Regions from separate parts of the Homo sapiens genome. Here region 2 is linked to region 1. Evidence: read pairs that join two places in POLR2A ChIA-PET (ENCODE). Cell type or tissue: OCI-LY7. All regions are shown on one strand. Links, peaks and the distances in the headings refer to the core of each region. The heading gives the core; the rest is flanking DNA.

What was found. ChIA-PET counts read pairs that join two places held together with the same protein. Peaks named below come from ENCODE experiments on the same cell type or tissue, not always from the same donor. Only the 100,000 strongest peaks of a DNase experiment are listed, where the experiment ranks them.
Region 2: POLR2A ChIA-PET joins it to region 1 with 5 read pairs; 2 of 35 experiments call an interaction of 5 or more read pairs at or near these places.

The regions. Positions count from the first base shown.
Region 1 is chr13:30,546,087-30,551,475 of GRCh38, forward strand. It overlaps a transcript of HMGB1 not described here. Among named protein-coding and RNA genes, the nearest start is that of USPL1, 69 kb to the right of the region's middle. In OCI-LY7, for the core only: no CTCF peak of the experiment used is centred there; a DNase peak (open chromatin) is centred at 2,175.
Region 2 is chr13:30,227,903-30,233,291 of GRCh38, forward strand. KATNAL1 (katanin catalytic subunit A1 like 1) reads right to left here. Exons shown (of 11, transcript NM_032116.5): 7 at 3,412-3,570; 8 at 2,566-2,692. Among named protein-coding and RNA genes, the nearest start is that of LINC00385, 77 kb to the left of the region's middle. In OCI-LY7, for the core only: no CTCF peak of the experiment used is centred there; no DNase peak of the experiment used is centred there.

The DNA.
Region 1 (5,389 bases), core at 155-5,154:
TATGGCACACTGCTGGAGACTAAACCTCACGTTTTGTTTGTTTGTTTTGAGACGGAGTCTTGCTCTGTTGCCAGGCTGGAGTTCAGTAGCGTGATCTCAGCCCACTGTAATCTCTGCCTCCCGGGTTCAAGCAATTCCCCTGCCTCAGCCTCCCGAGTAGCTGGGACTACAGGTGTGCATCGCCACGCCTGGCTAATTTTTTGTATTTTAGTAGAGACGGGGTTTCACCATGTTGGCCAGGATGGTGTTGGTCTCCTGACCTCGTGATCTGCCTGCCTTGGCCTCCCAAAATGCTGGGATTACAGGCGTGAGCCACTGAGCCCGGCCAACCTCACGTTTTATACTTGGGGAGAAGTGGTTTCCTAACTACACTGTTGAGGAGGGAATCTGGAAGTGTGATTTTCCTCTTTTTTTAGAGACTGGGTCTTGCTCTGTTGTCCAAGCTATAGTTCAGTGGAACAATTAAAGCTCACTGCTGCCTTAACCTACTGGGCTCAAGTGGTGCTCCCAGTTCAGCCTTCTGAGTAACTGGAACTACAGGCGGGTGCCACCATGCCCAGCTAATTTTTGTATTTCTTCTTAGAGATGGGGTCTTGCTATGTTGTCCAGACTTGTCTTGAACTCCTGGCCTCAACTGATCCTCCTACCTCAGCCTTTCAAAGTGCTGGGATTACAGGCATAAGCCACCATGCCCAGTCCAGTTTAATTATTCTTTATACAATATTTCATTAATTATTGAATTTTCAATCCTACCGTGAATCCACCTTTAGGGGTACCTGAAGGCTCCCCTTTCTTGAAACTTGACTCTTAACTAACCCCCTACAACACACACATTTGTAGGTGTAGGTTTCATGCTGTTAATTACCACTGGTCCATGTGTCTCCCATCTTTCAAAACATTCTTTATCCCTATCCTACTCCTTCAGCATTACTGATGGGTTTTCAGCAAGGAGCAGAGATAATGTGTGTGGCCCATGCCAAGCCTGAAGTCCTCCTGAGATGTTATTCACATAACTCATGACAAAGGCAATGGGGAAAAAGTGTTCTGCTGCTTAGCTTTGTCAGGTTTTGTCCAAGGTTTGCTTAGTTACAGTTTTAAGAAAATTTTATCATCTCTGATTTCTTTATATTCCATTGTTTTATTCTTTTCCCAAATATTATTTGAGAACTTACTACAGGTAAGGCACTGCTCCAGTTTTAAGTTTTCTCACTTTACCCTCCCATTTCATAAAAAATATTGTTGCTAAACATTTTCAGTGAAAGTTTAATAATTATGTATGTTGGCAAAACCTCATGAACAAAACACAGGGCAAGCTTATTTTCAACTGACTCAAGATTGGTTTCCTCTACCCACAGCCTTAAGCCGAGTCAAGAGCTGAGCCCATTCCATAGATGCTAAACCTCAGCCAACCTTAACCTGTGAATATGAGAACAGATACGTGTTGATACAAACCACTGAGTTTGGGGTGGTTTGCTATAGAGCATTATGTTGTCTGTCTAACACCATGGGAAAAGAGTCCTTACAAACAGGACTTTAGATTTTTTTTTTTTTTAATACAAAGATATGGCTAGGCACAGTGGCTCACTTTGGGAGGCCAAGGCTGGTGGATCACTTGAAGTCAGGAGTTTGAGACCAGCCTGGCCAATGTGGTGAAACCCCGTCTCTACTAAAAATACAAAAATCAGCCAGGCGTGGTGGCACACACTTGTGATCCCAGCTGCTTGGGAGGCTGAAGCAGGGAGGATTGCTTGAACCCGGGAGGCAGAGGCTGCAGTGAGCCAAGATTGTGCCACTGGAGTCCAGCCTGAGCAACAGAGTGAGTGAGACTCTGTCTCAAAAAAAGATATGGGTTAGTCAATATGTTTAGGAGAAAATAAAAGTTATCATTCTACAACATAAAATGCTATTTTATTGCTTGTTGCATTTTATCTAATGGTGTTTTTCTAAGAAAATTTGCAATAGGAATACCACTGTTTCAGGTTTTAAAATGATCATAAGCACCTGATAGAGTTTGGCTGTGTCCTCACCCAAATCTCATCTTGAATTGTAGTTCCCATAATCCCCACGTGTTGTGGGAGGGACCAGTGGGAGGTAATTGAATCATGGGGGTGGTTACCCTCATGCTGTTCTTGTGATACTGAGTGAATTCTCATGAGATCTGACGGTTTTATAAGGGGCTTTCCTGCTTTTGCTCGGCACTTCTCCTTCCTGTCGCCATGTAAAGAAAGACCTTTTTGGTTCCCCTTCCACCACGATTGTAAGTTTCCTGAGGCCTCCCCAGCCATGCTGAACTGTGAGTCAATTAAACTTCTTTCCTTTATAAATTACCCAGTCTTGGGTATATCTTTATTAACAGCACGAGAATGGACTAATACAGCACCTGACTAGGAAACTAATATTTTCCTTTCATTTGAAAAGGATATTTCATTAGCGAACAGTGTCTATTACACAAGTTACATCAAGATCTGTGTGCCTCTTTCCAAAAGATAAATTACAAGCATTGTTACAAAATAAAAGAGTATGCGGTTTGCAAAATTCTTATGATGGGAGCCCTTCTCTGCCCAGAATTATGCTTGCTTGCCTCTTAATGCTTCCACTAATTATGATGAGATGTCACTCAGAACCTACAGTTTCTGCCTTGGGGGACGTATAAGAATGTCAGAACACCTCTCCATGGTATCAGGTGCCTGCAGAGCTTTGCTGTGGGTTATGGACCAACTCCTCAGTATCTGTTCCTAAGACCAAATGAACCACGCTATCTTGGAAGTGCTGGTCTTGGACAGTAAAGGACATTGTGCAGACAGCTGGAAGCGGTCCCTATTAACATTGTCCCTGATAGTGAATAAAGGGACGGTGTGAGTTCCTTTGGGCTGCTTTCTTTCTTGATGTACTGAAACTTTAGTTTCAATGGAATCAAAAGAATCAGAGACGCTGGGTGCAATGGCTCACACCTGTAATCTCAACACTTTGGGAGGCCAAGTAGGAGGAACTCTTGTGCCCAGGAGTTCAACACCAGCCTGGGCAACAGAGTGAGACCCCATCTCTACAAAAAATAAGAAAAATAGCTGGTCATGCTGGTATACACCTGTGGTCCCAGCTACTCAGGTGCTCGCTTGGGTCCAGGAGGTCAAGGGTGCAGTGAGCCGTAATTGAGCCACTGAACTCCAGCCTAGGTGACAGAGTGAGATGCTGTCTGAATAAATAAATAAATACGAATGTCTGACCAGATTGGGGCAGCATCTCTGTATTTGACAGATTCTAAAACAACAACTTAGTAATAAACTCTATCACTCTTACAGTAATAGTGATAGTGTTCAGAGTAATAAACAGATTCTCACGCTGTTGCCCAGGCTGAGAGCAGTACACAATCACAGCTCACTGCAGCTCTTGGGCTCAAGTGGTCCTCCTGCATCAGCCTCCTGAGTAGCTGGGACTACAGGTGCAGGCCACCATGTCTGAGTAATTTTTGTACTTTTTGTGTGTGTGTGTGTAGGGACAGGGCTTCACTATGTTGCCCGGGCTAGTCTTGAACTCCTGGCCTCAACAGACCCTCCTGCTTCGGCCTCCCAAAGTACTGGGATTACGGGCATGAGCCACTGTGCCTGGCACAAACACTAATTGTTTGTTTTTTTTTTTTTGAGATGGAGTCTTGCTCCATCTCAGCCTGCACGCCAGGCTGGAATGCAGTGGCATGATCTCGACTCACTGCAACCTCCGCCTCTCGGGTTCAAGCAATTCTCCTGCCTCAGCTTCCCGAGTACCTGGGATTGCAGGCGCCCGCCATCACGCCTGGCTAATTTTTGTATTTTTAGTAGAGACGGGGTTTTGCCATGTTGGCCAGGCTGGTCTGGAACTCCTGACCCCAAGTAATCCGCCTGCCTCAGCCTCCCAAAGTGCTGGGGTTACAGGCATGAGCCACCACACCTGGCCACAAACACTATTTTTTAAAGCATGTGATGTTAGATTCTTTTATAAATTAATATTCAAACTCACTAGAAAGACTCTGGAATATGTGTATGTGTGTGTACTAGTTTTTAAAATCCTATATTTTCCTTAACATTAAATTGAAACTCATTACAAAACAAAGGTTAATACTAGTGCTGTCATGACTATCAGGAGCTATGACATCCTTTTAGGAAGTCATGTATGTTCATTTGTCCATTTGTTCATTCATGTATGTAAAAGTTACAGAACACTGACATTGTGCTAGGGACCAATCTAAACACTGGGAACACAAAGGTGGGTGGCTTTCAAGGGGCTATCTAAAGTCCAAAGAGGAAAGCAGACAACGAGAAGCTATTACCAGTGTGAGCAGTGCTAACGACTGAATGGAATGAGAGTACATATCCTCCCTGACATGGTGGGGAGGGATGTCAAAGGAAGGCTCTTAGACATAGAATCTAAATCGAGTCCTCGTGTTTGTCGTACTTCCTTAATGTAGGGATTCTCTCTGTGTAACTACCTATCATTCATTTGCCTCTTTGCTCAGTTCACTACCCACCAGAGGAACTGCTCCCATGCCGAGGGACCCTCGGATGACACACTCGGGCCACCTCCTCTTTTGCCTGTGTGTCTGCAATATCTAGGTGAGCTTGGCTTTGGTACCATATCTGTTCTGTCATTCCTGCTCCAAAACATAAGACTCACTCCCAAGAGGAAATTTTTGCATTTGAAAATTCAAGTTGTATGAAATATAAATGTTTCCTACTTTGTACGTTCTTTAAATTCATGTGTCATATATTACATTTACTAAGAAGTAGAAATACATGTACTTTCTAAACTGAGAAAACTAGCTGGTGGAAGACAAAACTGATTCTAAACACATCTGATAGATTCTAAAAAGTGAAGGTACTTTAAGTGGCACTACCCTGGCACATGTTCACTTTAGATTGCCAGGTAAACCAGCCCAACAGGTGTTAGGAGACAGATGTTCACCAAATGCTTAGCCCTCAGGGAGAAAACATTAAAATATACAACATATTTCCCCCGAGTATCAGCAACTGAAGAAAGCATTTTACCATCTACTATCATGATTTCTAAACACAGTTTAAAAAATTTTATCGAATACCTACTATAATGCAAGCAGTACTAGTTATGGTGATAAAAGATAAATAAACCCCTGATGTATAAACTAAGCACCTTAATTCATTATTTCATGGTTAAATACATTCTAAAACTAATTTTTTTCCTCCGCAAGTCTTCCTTCTCTTTGGGGTTTAAAAGGCTCATCACTGAACTGAACCAAGTCCATCTTAGGAACTCACTGAGTATAGGGGATTGCCAAGTCCTGTTGACTCTTCTGCCCTCTGCAGTTTCAAAGCTGTCTTCACTTTATCTTGGCACCATTTTCCGGTAGGCCTATAGAACCTGTAACCTTAAATACCATAAC
Region 2 (5,389 bases), core at 219-5,218, 320 kb before region 1:
TTAAATCATAAAGTTCCGCAAAAATTTTATTTTAGTTTTTAATCTATTTTCTCAAGAAGTGAAAACAGAGGGTTCACATTTACTTAATATTCTAGCATGCAATTATAATTTTGAAAGACAGGTTATATTTCCATGATGTTGTCCTTTAAACTTTTAAGTGACCTGTAAAAAATAAATAAGACATTTAAGAATGAACCCAGTAATCACAGATAAAAATAACCAAACCAACTACATGTATATACACAGTGTCTCCTTTTCAGAATTAAAATTTTAGAATAAAAAATTTCAGGTCACACAACAGAAACTTTAGAAAATATGTAGTGAGAAATAAAAGATAAAAAAACCCCATAAACTTTATTGATAAGACTTTCTAGTCTAGCATAATAAAGTGCTAGTGGACTTAAAGCAACCTAGTTCAATACAGTATTTTTTAAAAAAACAAGGTCTGGTTCTGTTGTTCAGGCTGGAGTGCTCTGGCATGATCTCAGCTCACTGAAACATATAATATTTTCTTATTATGAAACTCCTACTTCGGTCATTATGACAAAGAATCAAGCTGTCCAACTAATAATCAACAATAGTCACAAATATCCCTCAATGAAATTCAGCTGACTAAATTTGTATTCAGTGATTTCCTTTTCCAATTTTAAACACCTAATGTTTTCTCCTATACCCCACTTCAAAAATAAAACATACTCATTCCTTTCTCTCATACTTTAGCAAAAGTTAACATGGTAAACTCACTGAGGGAAGGGTCTCATAGTACATTGTAAGTATTCAGTAAGTATCCACAGTTGATGAATAACCGTGACTGTTTTGAAACAACACAACTTGGATATTGTTGGTGTTTTGTTGTTGTTGTTGTTATGAGACAGGTTCTTGCCCTGTTGCCCAGGCTGGAGTGCCATGGCACAATTACAGCTCGCTGTGGCCTCAAACTCCTGCGCTCAAGCTATCCTCCCACCTCAGCCTCCTGAGTAGCTGGGACTACAGGCACATGCCACCACATCCAGCTACTTTTTAAAGTTTTTGCTACGTTAAAGTCTTGCTATGTTAACCAGGCTGGTTTTGAACTCCTGGCCTCAAGTGATCCTCCTACCTCAGCCTCCCAAAGTGCTGGGACTACAGGCATGAGCCATTGCACTCAGTCCCTCACCCTGGATATTTTTTAATGTATTTTATCTGTTCTAATGTTTTGCTTGAACGGCCTCTTGTCTACCACACAGCTAACTTATCTCTAAACAGCAGCTCTGAGCCCATAACCCTTTTCCTTCTATGGCTCCTCAGGGCCCTTTTTCTCTGTCCTGATAACTCCTATCAATGCTTCAAAGTCCAACTTGGCTATCTCTTTCCATGACTCCCCTGGTCTTGGTGGTGCCTCTCCTGTGTTTTCCACTGCACCCAGACTTTACTTCTACGCCAGAATGTACCATAATGTATTATACTCATCTGATCAGTTGCCTGCTTCCCATCCAGATCAGTGGTTCTCAAACTTTTTGATCTCAGGACCCTTTTATACTCTTAAAAATTACTGAGGCTGGGTGCAGTGGCTCATGTCTATAATCCTAGCACTTTGAGAGGCTGAGTCCAGAGGATCATCTCAGCTCAAGAGTTCAACTACAGCCTGGGAAACATGGAGAGACCCTGTCTTTACAAAAAATAAAACTTAGCCAGATGTGGTGGCATGTGCCTGTGGTCCCAGCTACTTAGGAGGCTGAGGCAGGAGGATTGCTTGAGCCCAGGAGGTCAAGGCTGCAGTGAGCTGTGTTCACACCACTGTACTCCAGCCTGGACAACACAGCAAGACTCTGAACCTTAAACAAAAAAAATTATTGAGAACCCCAAAGAGCTTTTTTGTGTGTGGAGTGTATCTATCAATATCTTTAAAACTTAAAATAGATGGTGCATGGGTAAATTGTATGGAAAAAACCTAAAATTGAAATTTAAAAATATTAATTCACTTAAAAATAATGATAAATTCATTACTTATTTACATATGTTTATGAAAAGTATGTTTTCCAAAATATTAAAAAAAAGAAGAGGGGCTTTTTTTTTTTTTTTTTTAACATTTTTGCAAATCTCTTTAATGTCTATCTAGAGAAAAGCTGGATTCTCATATCTGCTTCTGCTTTCTTTTTATGATACCCTACGTCTTACAGCCTCTCGAAAACTCTACTGTACACTTGTGAGAGAATGAGAGTGAAAAAGAAAAGGCAAACAATGACTTGATATTCCTATGAAAATAGTTTTGACCTTGCAGATTCTTTAAAGGGTCTCAAAGATCCCTAGGACTCTAGATCATGCCTCCAGAAACTTTGCTCCAAACAGTAAGCTCCTTGAAGGCCATAGTAGCCTTTTTCTTTGTAACCTCAGAATCTGAAATGGTGCATGATCTCTAACAAGTATGCAAGAAATGCTTTCTGAGTGCATGAACAAATGAACAAATAAATGGGTGAATGAACAAATAATTAAACTCAGGCTGCCTTCTAATCCATCCATTGATTATGAGTTTACACAAAATATTTAAAAATGAGAGTTTTGAAACAATAATTAAATATCAATTACCATCCATCTGAATGAGCAGTTCAGACTTGACCCTGCGACTTGCCTCATGTTCATCAGAGGTTCCTCTTCGACTGCAGATAGAATCTATCTCATCAATGAAGATCGTGGTAGGGGCATAAAATCTAGCCTTTATGAAAATATTTTAAAGAAATCATTCAATAATCTCATAAAACAATTGGAGTATTTAAAAAAATCTTTTAAAACAATGGCAAAAGAGAGCAGAAACTTCTCACTGTTTTAATGCCATCATCTGGTTATGGCAAAGGCTAAATCAATCATTCCCATGAGAAAAAAGAAATTTCTAAAAATAAAGGTTATATGGCTGGTGAAGCTGGGTGATAGATACATAGGGGTTCATTGTACTATGCTTTCTACTTTCATATCTGGAAATTTCCATAATGGAAAAATTTTTCAAAAATAAATCAACCTCAATCCTCAAATATACATTCTTAAGTTACTGCAAATCCCATATGAAAAAGGAATAAACTTTAATGACGGGTCAGACTCTGATTTTTAAAATACATATGAAAATATTCTTCTGTTCCATCAGCTCCCTAGAGATCCAGAAATACCAGTCAACCCACATATACGACCAAAGTCTCTTCTTCCACCCTGAGTGGACAGGATGCCAAAAGGCCTTGCTTTACCTTAAAGAAAAAGATACACTGAAGATACACCAACTACCCCACAAAACCCATCACCCCAATTCTCATCAGTGTGTCAAGAACTATTAAAATAGAACTACACTGCCCTTTTCAAAAAAGATTCCAGGTGGACAGAACTGATTTATGGGGGCATCATAGGCCTACACACACTACTTTGAAATCTGAATATATCGTCACTCACCATCTCAAACAACAGACGAACTAACTTCTCAGATTCACCTCTGTATTTAGATGTCAGTGTAGAAGACGAAACGTTGAAGAATGTTGTACCACATTCAGTGGCAACAGCTTTAGCTAGCATAGTTTTACCAGTGCCTGGGGGTCCAACCATCAGTACACCCTGAAATTTCAAAAGACAAATTAAATGATTTATCAGATTAAAAAATTTTTTTATAAATTATCATCAGCTATTAATGTACATTGAGATTTTTCCATCAAAAGATAAACTCAAAATTGTCACAGTAAAATCATGATGCATTTAGTAAGAGTATTATTTTATAGCTAGAAAAAATGAAGAAATTTCACAAAATGTCTCAAGCCAGAGGTAGTCAGAGATAACCTAACAAAAAGACTAGACAACAAACAAGTTTCTCATATATTTAGATATAATCTCAGTTTCCTGAACCTAGCATATGACATATACATATAATATTCAGCACTGCTTAAAAGCAACTGTTCTGTTTACACATAATAAAAATAAGACATTTTCTATCACATGTGGCAGAATTACACATTCTTTACCCTCTATAAGGGACAGAACCTATCTTCCACAGTGCATTTATAATACACAGCTTTCAGTAAAAAATAAAGACCCATTTATGAGTTAATAAGGTTAACAGTAAAAAATCCAGTGGTAATTCAAACATAATCAAATTAGCAAGATTTGTATCATTTTAATGCGTTAGCTTATATAAAATAGTAATAGTGATGAAAGAACCAGTACAGAATAAAAACTAAACTTCAGTTACTTCTTAGTTTTGAAAACAAACATAAAAGTATTCTATAAAAAGAAATCAGTGAAGAATAAAAATTATTCAAAGAATCCAACTCTCTAGTCTTAAAAACTAATGGGTTCTTAAATAATTATTTTCTTCCAGAATTTTTAATAGAGTTTAAATACATAGCTCACACTAAATTTTTTGCATAATACCTGGTGATTCCTTAAGAGGAATTCTGATCCAATTGCTACTTTGGTTTGACAAGCTTCTGGGGATTTAGGCTTTGAAAACTATGTGTATGTCAAAGTTTCATAAACTCCAAATTCAGAAACTGTCCAAATGCTTTTCTAGCTATAGAATTTTAACACAGATCAACCAGGAATCACTAAAATTTGAAACACTAGTTTTACAAAAATATTTTTTTGCTTTGTTAGGGAGCCCTCAACTTTGCATGAGGTTGAGATTTTAAAAACCATGAAAACGACCAATTGATGCTATAGGCATAACCAGAGCAAAGTTCTTATTTCTCCGATGCCTTTTTCCATGCTCTCTGAGAGGGCCATCCTGTAATGCCATTAATGTGGCCACCTCCTATAGGAGTTAATTTCTAACATTAGCAGCTGTTTATAGCTACTGTACGATATTTATAAACTTCACCTCCTCATGACATTACTCCTTTAATTAATTTCTCTCTTTCCTGTATCTCTTTGTCTACTGGCTCTTTCCCCTCGGTATACAAATATACTTTAATCTGCCACATTACAAAAATCCCTTAAGGAAAGAACAGTCTCTTCAATAAATGTTGCTGGAAAAACTGGATAGCCATATGCAGAAGAATGAAACTAGATGCTGATCTCTCACCATTTACAAACATCAAAATGGATTAAAGACCATATACAAAAATAAAATCAAAATAGGTTAAAAACCTCAAACTATGAAACTGCTAGAAGAAAACACTGGGGAAATGCTACAGGACATCAGTCCAGGCAGATTTTTTTTGTGTAAGACCTCAAAAGCACAGGCAACCAAAGCAAAAACAGATAAATAGATTATATCAAACTAAAAAGCTTCTGCACAGCAAAGGAAACAACAAAGAGACACCCCCACAATGGGAGAAAATATATGCAAAATATCCATCTGACAAGGGATTAGTAACCAGAACACATAAGCAGCTCAAGCAACTCAATAGCAAAAAGACAAATAATCCAATTTTAAAATGGG